Regions from separate parts of the Homo sapiens genome. Here region 1 is linked to region 2. The links are chromatin contacts, found by POLR2A ChIA-PET in ENCODE. All regions are on one chromosome and are shown on one strand. Each heading gives the region's core, a stretch centred on a gene start or an enhancer-like site at or near the end of the contact. The rest is flanking DNA. Distances are from core to core; before and after follow the strand shown.

Region 1 (7,607 bases), core at 4,466-6,965, about 44 Mb before region 2:
GGACTTTTGACATGTTTTTTTCCTAGAAGTGACAATAGATTTCTCAAACTCACCAATATTCTCCACTAGAGTCCCTTAAATCCAATAATCAGGCCAGGTGCAGTGGCTCACTCCTATAATCCCAGCACTTTGGGACGCTGAGGTGGGCAGATCACTTGAGGTCAGGAGTTCAAGACCAGCCCAGCCAAAATGATGAAACCCCATCTCTACTAAAAATGCAAAAATTAGCCAGGCGTGGTGGCACGCACCTGTAATCCCAGCTACTCAGGAGGCTGAGGCAGGAGAATGGCTTCAACCCAGGAGGCAGAGGCTGCAGTGGGCCAAGATTGCGCCACTGCACTCCAGCCTGGGTGACAGAGTGAAACTCTGTCTCAAAAAAAAAAAAAAAAACAGGGCCAGGCACAGTGGCTCACGTCTGTAATCCCAGCACTTTGGGAGGCCGAAGCAGGTGGATCACGAGGTCACGAGATCGAGACCATCCTGGCTAACACGGTGAAACCCCGTCTCTACTAAAAATACAAAAAATTAGCCGGATGTGGTGGCAGGCGCCTGTAGTCCCAGCTACTCGGGAGGCTGAGGCAGGAGAATGGCGTGAATCCAGGAGGCAGAGCTTACAGTGAGCGGAGAACGCGTCACTGCACTCCAGCCTGGGTGACAGAGCGAAACTCTGCCTCGAAAAAAAACAGAAAAACAACCAATAATCACTCTTGCACACACTCACACAGAAGCTGACCTGAGTCTTGTCCAGAATGATTCATTTGTGAAAAGCTTATCAAAGAAGTAACATACCAACACTGCCCATTCCCTAGCCATCCATGTGAAGGGACGCTGACAAAAATCTAACACAGGAGTTCTTAAACTTCAGTGTGCTGGAGATTTTAAGATCCAACCACGGAGATTTTGATTTTGATGATCTGAGGTGGGTCCCAAAAGTCTACAATTAACAAGTACCACTCTGATAATGATGAAGTTATGAACTACAATTCAAGAAAATCCTAATCTATAAATAGTACGAGAGTTTTCTGGTCTGTTGTCAAATAACGTCTGAACCATAATTTTTTAGAGACAAAACTGTTAGGTTTATATTAATTTTCAAATCTCCCAACAATGTGACCTCATTCAACGACTCTCACATGCTTGTGTGGCCTAAATTTTCTTCTTTAGAGGCTAAGTAAAATATGAATATAAATAAAGCTTGTCAAGCCAGCCCATCAATAGCATTTGCATATTCCCGCTAAGTCTTCCCATCACTGCTAATGTACACTGTCCAGTACTCATGCCTCAACTAGAACCAGGAGTCTCTTATTTCTTTACGCAACCCATAAAACACACAAAAAGACAACAATGTACTTCATTTGGCTTTCCACAGTGTAGTGTGGGCTTCAACACCAAACAGCAACCAACTTACTGAGATTTTCTGGATTTTCCAGTCAACTCTTCGTCAATTCTCTGGAGGCCCAGAAAGATTCCATGGGATTCATTGAAGAGTTTTCTCAAGATTTGAGAGTAAACATCTACATCCTTACGGATGATATAGATAAAGGGGCAACTTGGCACCATCTCTGATTTTTCTGAAACCAAACAGAAAAAAAAAATTTAACATCTATTATGATCATCTCCAAAAGTGAATCTACTCTAAAAAAATTTTCTGTGGCCGGGCATGGTGGCTCTTGCCTATAATCCCAGCACTTTGGGAGGCCAAGGCAGGCAGATCACGAGGTCAGGAATTCGAGACCAGGCTGGCCAACATAGCAAAACCCTGTCTCTACTAAAAATACAAAAATTAGCTGGGCGTGGTGGCACATGCCTTCATTCCCAGCTACTCAGGAGACTGAGGCAGGAGAATTGCTTCAAACCGGGAGGCGGAGGTGGCAGTGAGCCGAGATCACACCACTGCATTCCAGCCTGGACAGAGCGAGACTCCGTCTCAAAAAAAAAAAAAAAAAAAGAAAGCAAATCAAATGTCAAGATTCCAGTTTTATCCTTCTACTGGAAGGAGACTGTATCACTGTATCAGGAAAAGAAAAAGATTCACATCCTATCCAATAGCTGATGGAACTCAGGAAAATCAAGCCAAGGACAAGCTATGTCACTCTCCAGCTCCATCTGTGCCTTGGATGCTACGGCTCAGCTCAGCCTACAGAACTATTATTCAGCTGAATCCATGCTGTGGACACAAAAGTGACGGCCAAGCATCTGCAAGGTTCACAATAAGGGAGCTACTGATAGGAATTTGGTCACTTTGGACAAAGAAAAAGGGATAAAAAGCTTGACATTTTAAATATGAAGAAAATTTTTCATGAAAACTATTAATTTTTTTCCGGGATTCAACATCTTCAAGATCTCAAAAATCAATGAAAATCTAAAATAGCTAACATTTCAAAAATAAAAATGCCAAAATGCAACAGGATCGCTTGAGGCCAGGAGTGCGAGACCAGCCTAGGCAACAAAATGAGACTCCCATCTCTACAAAGAAAAAAAAATTAGCTGGGCGTGGTGGCATGGTGACCTGTAGTCTCAGCTACTAGGAAGACTGAGGCAGAGGATCACTTGAGCCCAAGAGGTAGAGGCTGCAGTGAGCCATGATCACACTGTACTCCAGCCCAGGTGACACAACAAAACCCTGTTGTATCTTGAAAACAAAATAGAGAAAATTAAAATAGTACAAAATAAATTCAACTGTTTCAGTCCACAACTAGTAAAATCTGAGGTAATAAACAGAAAAACAACCAAATGTGCCAAGATGGATAATTTGGAAGAAAAAAAACCCTACCTTTTTTGTTGAAGGAGGTTTCACATACCAGCATCTCCCCTGGACCCCAGTCAAAATACATTTGGTTCTTCTTGGAATTCACGCCTGGAATCAACTAGTAAAATAAGGCATAGAAATCTAAAATGAAAAATGTTCTTCTTACTGAAGTTGTTCCATTCTTTTTTTTTTTTTTTTTTTTTTGAGACAAAGACTCACTCTAACAGGCTGGTGTACAGTGGTGTAATCTCAGCTTGCTCCAATCGCCGCCTCCTGGGTTCAAAGGCTTCTCCTGCCTCAACCTCCTGAGTAGCTGGGACTACAGGTGTGTGCAACCACACCCGGCTATTTTTTTTTTTTTTTTCATTTTTAGTAGAGATAGAGTTTCACCATATTGCCCAGGCTGGTCACAAACTCCTGAGTTCAGGTGATCCGTCCGCCTCAGCCTCCCAAAGTGCTAGGACTACAGGCGCGAGCCACCGTGCCCGCCCTGCTGAAAAACACTTTAAGTGAAGAGCACAGCTGGTCCTCTAATAACACTGTATCCTTCAATAACATTTCCTTATAACACTGGTAAGAAAAATTCATTTTGGGCCGGCAGCGGGGTGGCTCCTGCCAGCACTTTGGGAGGCTAAGGCGGGCAGATCATCTGAGGTCAGGAGTTCGAACTCTTGTTGCCCAGGCTGGACTGCAGTGACGCAATCTCGACTCACTGCAACCTCTGCCTGCTGGGTTCAAGTGATTCTCCTGCCTCAGCTTCTTGAGTAGGTGGGATTACAGGCACGCGCCACCAAACCAGGCTAATTTTTGTATTTTTTTAGTAGAGATGGGGTTTCACCATGTTGGCCAGGTTGATCTCGAACTCCTAGCCAAGCGCGGTGGCTCATGCCTGTAATCCCAGCACTTTGGGAGGCCGAGGCAGGCTGATCACGAGGTCAGGCTTTGGAGACCAGCCTGACCAAGATGGTGAAACCCCATCTCTACCAAAAATACAAAAATTAGCTGGGTGTGGTGGCACGCACCTGTAATCTCAGCTACTCAGGAGACTGAGGCAGAAGAATCGCTTGAACCCAGGAGCCAGAGGTTGCAGTGAGCTGAGATCACGCCACTGCACTCCACTCTGGGTGACAGAGTGAGAATCCGTCTCAAAAAAAGAATGAGGCCAGGCGCAGTGGCTCACACTTGTAATCCCAGCACTTTGGGAGACTGAGGCCGGCAGATCACCTGAGGTCAGGAGTTCCAGACCAGCCTGACCAACATGGAGAAACCTCGTCTCTACTAAAAAAATACAAAATTAGCCGGGCATGGTGGCACATGCCTGCAATCCCAGCTACTCAGGAGGCTGAGGCAGGAGAATTGCTTGAACCTGGGAGGCGGAGGTTGCAGAGAGCCGAGACCGCACCACTGCACTCTAGCCTGGGCGACAAGAGGGAAACTCCGCCTCAAGAGAAAAAAAAAAGAAGGCCACATATCTCCCCAGAGAGCTTCCCTCACAAATTGCTCACAAGGAAATTCCTTGTGAGCCTCTAAAATTTTCAGGATACACATCGCCCCTATAAACTAGTCCTAAAATCAAGATCTGTTGATTCTGACAATGTCAACTACCAGCTTATCTTCACAAGTAAAAGACCAGAAATCGGCCGGGTGCGGTGGCTCACGCCTGTAATCCCAGCACTTTGGGAGGCCGAGGTGGGCGGATCACGAGGTCAGGAGATTGAGACCATCCTGGCCAACACGGTGAAACCCCGTCTCTACTAAAAATACAAAAAAGTACAAAAAATTAGCCGGGCGTGGTGGCGGGCACCTGTAGTCCCAGCTACTCAGGAGGCTGAGGCAGGAGAATGGTGTGAACCCGGGAGGCGGAGGTTACAGTGAGCCGAGACCGCGCCACTGCACTCCAGCCTGGGAGACAGAGCGAGACTCCGTCTAAAAAATAACAGTAATAATAACCATAATCCCTCTACCTACCCTGAGATGAATGCATACATAAAATTTTCCTCTGCTCCCTCTTTTCACAGGTAAAATGCAGATTTACTGAGGCTAATCACCGACTCACAAGAATGTAATCATTTGCCTCCTCACTGCCTAACCTCCCTTTTTTGCCCCTCCTGCTAGCTCCTTCCTCTTTAACTAGTGATGTTCCCAAAACCATCTTTGGAAAAAGCACAGGTCTCAGATCCTCCTGTGACCTGTGCTTTTTCCCGGTTGGATCCTCAACCTTAGCTAATTAAACCTTTATCGGTTGAGACCTGCCTCAGTCACTTCTGGTTAACAAGAGGGAAAACAAGAGCAATCCAACTAGCAGAAACGGTAGGTATCTCGTACATAAAGCGCGTGAATTTTTTTTATACACATCACAGATCATCCACAGTTGACATACTGTCTTCAAAGTTCAAATGGAATTGAATGCACAGCGATAAAACAGGAATAGTCTCCTGAGATAATACGTTGAATAAACCTTAGGCCACACAGGCAGAAGCTCAATGTGCCGCGATGCAGAGCTTAATACGGCTGGAATAAAAATATAAATTCCTCTGCTTGGGCTGAACCCACTCTAATGCCCAAGAGGAAAAGCAAGGGAAGTAAAAAGGCCAGGAACACAAAGGAAGGAAAGGGACGGAGTGGGACCTTCGAGGCCGGGGTTTGTGACTGGTGGCAGAAACCCCGCGACCACTGCGACCCTAGGGCGGGCACCTCGTTAACACTGCGACCTCCGGAAAAGTGGCAACTGAGTCGAGGGAAGGGGACGAGCGCCTCGCGACCACTAGGGAAGCAGACAAGCCTGAAGTAACTAAGCAGACGCAGTTCTCAACCCGCAAGGACGAGCAAGCCTGTTCGGGGTACCCTTACAGTGACTGTTGGCTCGCCATCGAGCTCCTCCATAGCGCCGAACCCCAGGCTCCTAGAAGTCGCTCGGACGCCAATGCTTCCCGCTCAGGCCTCCCGCTCAGAGCTGGCTGCGAGACAAGACTCCGCCTGGGCGTCTCCTGCAGCGCCTGCAAGCCCAAACCCTCAGTGCTGCGGCGCTGTCTCCTCTCAGCCACGGCCACCCCTCTGCGGTCCTCTGCACGCGTCCTTCCTTCCTGGCGTCGACAGCAAATCAGGGAAAACAGCGCCGAGGACTGACTGCACTCAGAGTACCGCGCTAACAGGATCAGGCGGCGCCGGGGACACCCTGGTGCCGAGCGGAGAAAAGGCCCCCGGAGACGGCGGGAGGGGCAGGAGGACCCCGGGGCTGGAGACGGTGCGAATGCGCGTGCGTAGGCTGGGGCGGCGGCACTTGGGTGGGAACTCGTGCGGGATTTAGGTCCCAGTAAGCGTACAACGTCTCCCAACTCTGGGAGTCCTCGCTACATCCCGGTCTCCACCTTAGTGTCGTCGCAGCCACTTGTCCAAACCCCGACAGTCAAACGGGCTTGTGCTGGAAAGCAATCGCCTCCACTTCCACACTAGAACACACACAAGAGGCACGGGAACAAAATCGATACCCCTGAAGGCCCGGCGCTGTGGCTCAAGCCTCTAATCCCAACACTTTGGCAGCCCAAGGTGGGTGGATCACTGGAGTTCAGGAGTTCAAGACCAGTCTGGCCAATATGATGAAACCTCGTCTCTACTAAAAATATAAAAAATTAGACGGGCGTGGTGGCGGACACCTGTAATTCCAGCTACTCGGAAGGCTGAGGCAAGAGAATTGTTCCAACCCGGGAGGTGGAGGTTGCATTGAGCCAAGATCGCACCACTGCACTCCAGCCTGGGAGACAGAGCGAGACTCCGTCTCAAAAAAAAAAAAAAAAATTAGCTGTGCTTGGTAGCGCGCGCCTGTAATCCCAGCACTCCGGGACGCCGAGGTGGTTGGATCACCTGAGGTCAGGAGTTCAAGACCAGCCTGGACAACATGGCGAAACCCCGTCTCTACTGAAAATACAAAAATTAGCCGGGAGTGGTGGCGGACACCTGTAATCCCAGCTACTCGTAAGGCTGAGGCAGGAGAATTGTTCCAACCCGGGAGGCGGAGGTTGCAGTGAGCCAAGATCGCGCCACTGCACTCCATCCTGGGCGACAGACGGAGACTCCGTCTCAAAAAAAAAAAAATTATTTTGCTGAGTCTCAAAAAAAAATTATTTTGCTCTTTTTCTCTTAATAAGTTTCCGTTATACCTCAAGTTGGAGTTATCGCCTGTGTAATTGAAAACTTTTCCAGAGTTAAATACAGTTTGAGAGTTAACCACTCTAGAGAGAGGAAGGGGAAAAGAGAGGGGAAGGAGCCACACTCTTTTAGAGAGAGGGGAGGAGAGGAAAGAGAAAAATAAGTTGTAAGATAATTGTTTCATTTTTCCAACCGTTTTCCATTAGGATTAACTGAAAAAGAAGGATACATAAACTACTTCATCAAAACCTTATTCTTAGAAATCTATAGAAAGGTTGAGGAAGGAAAAGGTCCATATATAGTATGCGTAATCAGTATATAGAACAAGGATAGGCCGGGCGCGGTGGCTCACGCCTGTAATCTCAGCGCTTTGGGAGGCCGAGGCGGGTGGATCACCAGGTCAGGAGAGAGAGACCATCCTGGCTAACACGGTGAAACCCCATCTCTACTAAAAATACAAAAAAAAAAAAAAAAAAAAAAAAAAATCAGCCGGGCGTGGTGGCGGGTGCCTGTAGTCCCAGCTCCTCGGGAGGCTGAGACAGGAGAATGGCGTGAACCGGGGAGGCGGAGCTTGCAGTGAACCGAGATTGCACCGCTGCACTCCAGCCTGGGCGACAGAGCGAGACTCCGTCTCAAAAAAAAAAAAGAACAAGGATAGCACTATTAGCTGTAGTTTTCCTTTTTCGCCCTTGTATTACTAAGCCTATTTGAA
Region 2 (6,546 bases), core at 3,146-5,645:
TTATGCTCTGATGGCAGTTTGTGGCTGCCCCAGATATGTAAGAACATAATTCATTTCATTATAGTTACTTTTGCTTGCCATCCCCCTTACCAGAATGAGAGTTTTTGAGGTGAAGACCATGCTTTATTCATCTTTATAACCCTAATTTCTGACACATACTAGGCCTCAATAAATGTTGAATGAATGCCTTTATGAATGTTGTGGGTGTAATTTGGCAGACATTCTTTTTTCGATTGTCTTGGTCTTGATGATGTGCACTCTATTAGTATAGATAATCAAGAATTAAGCGTGTATTTTTTTATATGATTTGTTTACTGCTACGTAATAAAACTGTGCCAAAGCTTAATGACTTAAAAAGCAACCATTTTATTTGCTTACAATTCTGGAAGTTGACTGGGGCTCAGATAGGTAGTTCTCCTGGTTTTGCTTGGCAACACTCTTGTGGTTGCAGTTGTGGCTGGAATGTCTGACAGAGAACATTCATTTATATTTGGAGACTTAGTATTAGCTAGTCTCAGTTGGAACACTGGCATACCTGGGCTTTGGTGCCAGTCTCTCTCCCTGTCTTCCTCCCTTCCTGCCTTTTCACCTTCCTGTCTCTTTCCCCTTGTCCTCTCCAGAAAGATAGACATACTTCTTTCATGGTGGCCTCCAAAAAGCAGATGTTGACAGGTCTTCTGAAGGATGAGGCCTGGAACTGGCACAGGATCAGTTTCACTCTATTGCTGTGCACGTGTGACTGCATTGCTAGTCACAGGCCCAGCCCAGATTCTAGGGGAGAGGACCACACAAGGCCACGAGTAGTTGGAAATGTGAATTCCTGGTTCATTGGGGGCCACTACTGTAACAGATTACCAAATCATATAATATACGTTTTCTGTTTGAAAGTTCTCAATTAAGCACTTTTTTTTCTAAAAAAGTCTTAAGTGTAAGAGAAACAAGGAGAAACATAGCAGTGCTTACAAGTCCATTCTTGAGTCAGACTGAATTCAAAATCTCTGCCACTTCACTAACTTTGTGATATGGCCAGTTTCATCTCTCTGACTCCCATGTTACTCATCTACACAGGTTCTCTTCACAGGGTTATGGTAGAGTTTAAATGAGACCATAGGTACAGATTTACCTGGCATACAGGTACTCAGTAGATAATAGCTGCTGCTGTATTGTTGCTGTTTCCATTATTACTAATGACTGATGTCTTGGTGTCAGTACAAAGACAAATAGCTAATGTAATATACATTTCACAGAAACTGAGAAAAAATATGTTGATTAGCGTTTTCAATTTCAGTTGACTATTTTTTATCTTTGTCTTTATTTTTATTTTTATTTTTATTTTTTTTTTAGACGGAGTCTCGCTCTGTCGCCCAGGCTGGAGTGCACTGGCGCAATCTCAGCTTGCTGCAAGCTCCGCCTCCCCCGCTCACGCCATTCTCCTGCCTCAGCCTCCCGAGTAGCTGGGACTACAAGTGCCCGCCACCAAGCCCAACTAATTTTTTGTATTTTTAGTAGAGACGGGGTTTCACCATGTTAGCCAGGATGGTCTCGATCTCCTGACCTCATGACCCGCCCGCCTCGGCCTCCCAAAGTGCAAGGGTTACAGGCGTGAGCCACCGCACCTGGCCTTTTTTTTTTTTTTTTTTTTTTTTTGAGACAGAGTCTCGTGCTGTCCCCTGGGCTGGAGTGCAGTGGCACGGCCTCGGCTCACTGCAACCTCCACCTCCCAGGTTCAAGCAATTTTCCTGCCTCAGCCTCCTGAGTAGCTGGGATTACAGGTGCCCGCCACCATGACCAGCTAATTTTTTTGTATTTTTAGTAGAGACGGGGTTTCACCATGTTGGCCAGGCTGGTCTTGAACTCCTGACTCCGTGATTCAACTGCCTCAGCCTCCCAAAGTGCTGGGATTACAGGCATGAGCCGCTGTACCCGGCTGTCTTTTATTTTTGATAAATATGTTTTTCTGTTTTTTTTTGTGGTGTTTTTTGTTTGTTTGTTTGTTCGAGACAGAGTATTGCTCTCTCACCTGGGCTGGAGTACAGTGGCGTGATCTCGGCTCACTGCAACCTCCACCTCCTGAGCTCAAATGATTCTCCTGCCTCAGCCTCCGAGTAGCTGGGATTACGGGCAGGCACCACCAAACCCAGCTAATTTTTGTGTTTTTAGCAGCGACAGGGTTTCACCATGTTGCCCAGGCTGGTCTCAAACTCCTGAGCTCAGGCAATCCACCTGCCTCAGCCTCCCAAAATCCTAGGATTACAGGCGTAAGCCACTGTACCTGGCCAGTTTTTAATCAGTATGTTCTTGTTAGCAAATAGTTTTGTGTTTTATATATGTGGTTTTCTTTTTTGTTTGTTTGGTTATTTTTGAGGCAGGGTCTCACTTTGTCACCCAGGCTGGAGGGCAGTGGTGCAAAAACCACCCACTGAAGCCTCAACCTCTCAGGCTCAAGTGTTCCTGTCACTTTAGCCTCCCAAGCAGCTGGGACTACAAGCCATGCCACCACACACAGCTGATTTTTTGTATTTTTTACTAGAGACAGAGTTTTGCCATGTTGCCCAGGCTGGTCTTGAACTCCTGGACACAAGTGATCCGTCCTTCAAAAGTGCCGGGATTATAGGCATGAGCCACCGCACCTGGCCTCTACATATGTCTTTTTAGTAACTAAACTCTGGAGGAAAATATATCAGTCACTGTTGTTTTGGAGGGTTGTGAAGGAAATACTCCCTAAGCTTTTGGGTGGCTTAGTATTGAAATACAAACTTGATGAATTTTTGGCATTTTGTGAGCTCTTAATCATGTTAAAATTTTAAAACAGTTGCTTTGGGGTTATATTCAGCTGTAGTGGAAACTTTGTAAGTTTTGTTTTTTATTATTTATTTATTATTTTTTTTTGAGGTGGAGTCTTGCTCTATTGCCCAGGCTGGAGTGCGATGGCACTATCTTAGCTCACTGCAACCTCCGCTTCCCGGGTTCAAGTGATTCTCCTGCCTCAGCCCAGTAGCTGGGACTACAGGCGTGCACCACTACGCTTGGGTAATTTTTGCATTTTTAGTAGAGACGGGGTTTCACCATGTTGGCCAGGCTGGTCTCGAACTCCTGACCACCTGATCTTGTGATCCACCTGCCTGGGCCTCCCAAAGTGCTGGGATTACAGGCATGAGCCAATGTGCTCAGGCCAAAACTTTGTAAGTTTTAATGGTCTGTTACATTAAAGGTTTTAGTGGCAGATTATTTCAAAATATTATTGATCAACATAAACAATGTATATTACAGTTTCCTGTTTGAAATCTTGTCTGTCATTTGTATTCTTAAATCTATTTTGTTACAAATCACCACAGTTGTTTTTGCCTTGAATGACTAGGTAGCATTTGAAGCTGATTGGTTGTCCACCACACAATTCTTTACACAGGGACAGGAAATACTACGTGTTATACCAAGAAGTGTCTTTAGCCAATACATAATTTACAGATTTATCTGGGAGCTCTTTTAAAATAGTGTTCTATGGCCGAGCGCGGTGGCTCACACTTGTAATCTCAGCACTTTGAGAGGCCGAGGCAGGAGGATTGCTTGAGTCCAGGAGTTCGAGACCAGCCTGGGCCACATGATGAAAATCCGTCTCGACAAAAAATACAAAATATAGCTGGGTGTAGTGACACATGCCTGTGGTCCCAGCTACCTGGGAGGCTAAGGTGGGAGAATCACCTGAGCCCAGGAGTTCGAGGCCGCAGTGAGTTGTGATTGTACCACTGCTCTCCAGCCTGGACGACCAAGTGAGAACCTGTCTCAAAAAAAAAGTGTCCTGTAAGTACAAAACAGCATGGTGTAATGAAAGAGCATAGTCTTTGGAGTTAGACTGTTTCTGGCACTGCGAAGCCTTGGGTAAGTTGTCTTCTTTCTCTTCTTTGGTCCTCACTTTCTGAAAGTGCATTGTGAAGATTTATTGAGTTAACAGTGAACGCATGGAACCATTGGTACCACATCAAATATGAAGAAATTCACTCAGCAGTGGAGCTGCATTTTTAAATTAGTTTCATAAAGTCAAGCAAATGAACTTGATTAGTTACATGATTGGATTAAAGGTGACTAGGCTTTAAATCATGAAATATTTCAAGGAAAAGAAAATGATCCCATGGTGGTATCAAGTTTCAAATGGCAGTGGTTGGGATTCTATGAGCAAAAGGGACCAAATTTACAATGAGAGTACAGGAGGTGAATTTGGAAATTGAGTCTCATTTTTTTAGCCCTCTGTCTGTTTTGTGTTCACTTACTTCCTTTTTTCTGAGGTTCTGAAACAAAAACAAAACGTAGGCTCTGCAACAGCTGAAGGAGCTTTTGAATTCTTTCTGAAGAGGAAATTGACTTTACCTAACCAATGCACTTCCTGTGTATGCTATATCCGCTAAAGAGCAAGACAGGACCTCAGAGGCACAGTGCTCAACTGCAGAATTTCCTCTTGGCCATTCGAAATGTATTACAGCGTTCTGACACAAGGTCTTCACTTATTCTGGTATCTGTAATATGTATACAAAGCAACTGAGGGTCCTGTTAAAAATACAGATTTGGCCGGGTGCGGTGGCTCATGCCTGTAATCCCAGCACCTTGGGAGGCTGAGGCGGGCAGATCACAAGGTCAGGAGTTCGCGACCAGCCTGGCCAAAATGGTGAAACCCCGTCTCTACTAAAAATACAAAAAAATTAGCTGGGCTTGGTGGCGCATGCCTGTAATCCCAGCTACTAGGGGGGCTGAGGCAGGAGAACTGCTTGAACCTGGGAGGCGGAGGTTGCAGTGAGCCGAGTTGGCGCCACTGCACTCCAGCCTGGGCGACAGAGCAAGACTCAAAAAAAAAATATATATATATACAGGTTTGGCTGGGCGCGTTGGCTCACGCCTGTAATTCCAGCACTTTGGGAGGCTGAGGCAGAAGGATCACCTGAGGTCAGGAGTTCGAGACCAGCCTGACCAATATGATGAAACCCCATCTCTACTAAAAATACAAAAATTAGCCAGGCATGGTGGCATGCGCCTGTAATCCCAGCTACTCAGGAGGCTGAGACAGGAGAATCACTTGAACCCGGGAGGTGGAGGTTGCAGTGAGCCAAGATTGCTCCATTGCACTGCAGCCTGGGTAACAAGAGCAAAACTCCATCTCCAAAAAAAAAAAAAAAAAAAAAAAAAATATAGGTTCTAGGGGAGGAGGAGGAAAGAAAAAAAATTCATGTTCTGATTTAGCAGTTCTGGGTGGGGCCTGAGATTCTGAATTTCTAACAGTATCCCAGGGGTTGTGTTAAAATCATAAGGTATTCTCTCTTTGGTTCTTTTAGAAAGTTCTTTGAAACACACATGATTAACTGCGTTTTCACTCAACAGCATTTGTTTACCAGATGCTATGTAGATGAGGGCCCAGTTTGCAAAGATCTCATAGTTGAATGGTGAGCTGAATCAAGTGCAATTTGGGTTTATGGCCTTTCTTTCTTTTTAAAATTTTTACTTGGATTTATTTCACAGAAATTCTTTGGTAAATACAGAAATTAGTTAACAATTAATTTAGGATTTCTCTTTGTGATTTAAAGAATTATTTTACTAACTGCATAAATATTATTATAACTGCGTTAATGTCAAATGGAGAGAAAAGGGCTGGATGAGGTGGCTCACGCCTTATCCCAGCACTTTGGGAGGCTAAGGTGGGTGGATCACCGGAGATCAGGAGTTCAAGACCAGCTTGGCGAAACTTTGTCTCTACTAAAAATACAAAAATTAGCCAGGCGTGGTGGCATGCGCCTGTAATCTCAGCTACTCAGGAGACTAAGGCAGGAGAATCTCTTGAACCCAGAAGGCAGAGGTTGCAGTGAGCCGAGATTGCGCCACTGCACTCCAGTCTGGGCCACAAGAGTGAAACTCTGTGTCAAAAAAAAAAAAAAAAAAAAAAAAAAAAAAAAGGAAAGAAAATTGTTTCTATGGTCTGCCCACCCAGTAAATGATACTGCTCTTTTTCTGTTTTAGTCCTTGGGCATGGGCATTTTTTGTTTTTACATGGTCGTGAACATTGCTGGGAAACAATATTGTATTCTGCTTTTTAAATTTAGAGAGAATTTAGAGAATAAATAGAAAGTTTTTAAATCTCTATATTAACTGTTGAAATATTGTCCTTTATTCATATTTTGATATGTTCTTTCTTGGTGGATTTTTCTTATACTTTAAACTTTCTTGATAAGAGAAAGTTAACAAAAGGGTTATGGTGGTAAACAATATGTCATATGAAACTAAGATAATAATATCTAGAAAGCAAAGTATGTTTTTGCTTTAACTTATCGGAGTGGCTTATAGTTAGAATTTTCCCATTAAGCGAGAGAAAATGAATTATATGTTACCTGAATTGTTTTTTGAGAAGAGGGCCTTGCTCTGTCGCCCAGGTCAGGTTGCAGTGGTGATCCTCCCACCTTGGCCTCCCAAAGTGCTGGGATTACAGGCATGAGCCACCATGCCTGGCCTGTTATCTGAAGTCTTTAAAATAAAAATCTGGACCAGGTGCAGTGGATCACTCCTGTAATC

Evidence for each region. ChIA-PET counts read pairs that join two places held with the same protein, here RNA polymerase II (POLR2A).
Region 1: POLR2A ChIA-PET joins it to region 2 with 12 read pairs in activated CD4-positive, alpha-beta T cell. The contact joins the promoter of NUP85 here to the enhancer-like site in region 2. POLR2A ChIA-PET finds 5 or more read pairs at or near these places in 3 of 52 experiments (activated B cell, activated CD4-positive, alpha-beta T cell and naive thymus-derived CD4-positive, alpha-beta T cell).

The regions. Positions count from the first base shown.
Region 1 is chr17:75,203,787-75,211,393 of GRCh38, reverse strand. NUP85 (nucleoporin 85) reads right to left here and starts at 5,715. Exons shown (of 19, transcript NM_024844.5): 1 at 5,600-5,715; 2 at 2,774-2,867; 3 at 1,409-1,571. The coding sequence starts at 5,632. RefSeq lists enhancers at 3,049-3,616, 5,704-5,883, 5,042-5,975, 5,976-6,910.
Region 2 is chr17:30,806,905-30,813,450 of GRCh38, reverse strand. The region is part of intron 1 of CRLF3 (cytokine receptor like factor 3); the gene reads left to right. Among named protein-coding and RNA genes, the nearest start is that of CRLF3, 15 kb to the left of the region's middle. Within about 2 kb of position 4,395, at least 8 of the 41 ENCODE cell types and tissues checked have a DNase peak (open chromatin) inside an H3K27ac peak, as active enhancers do.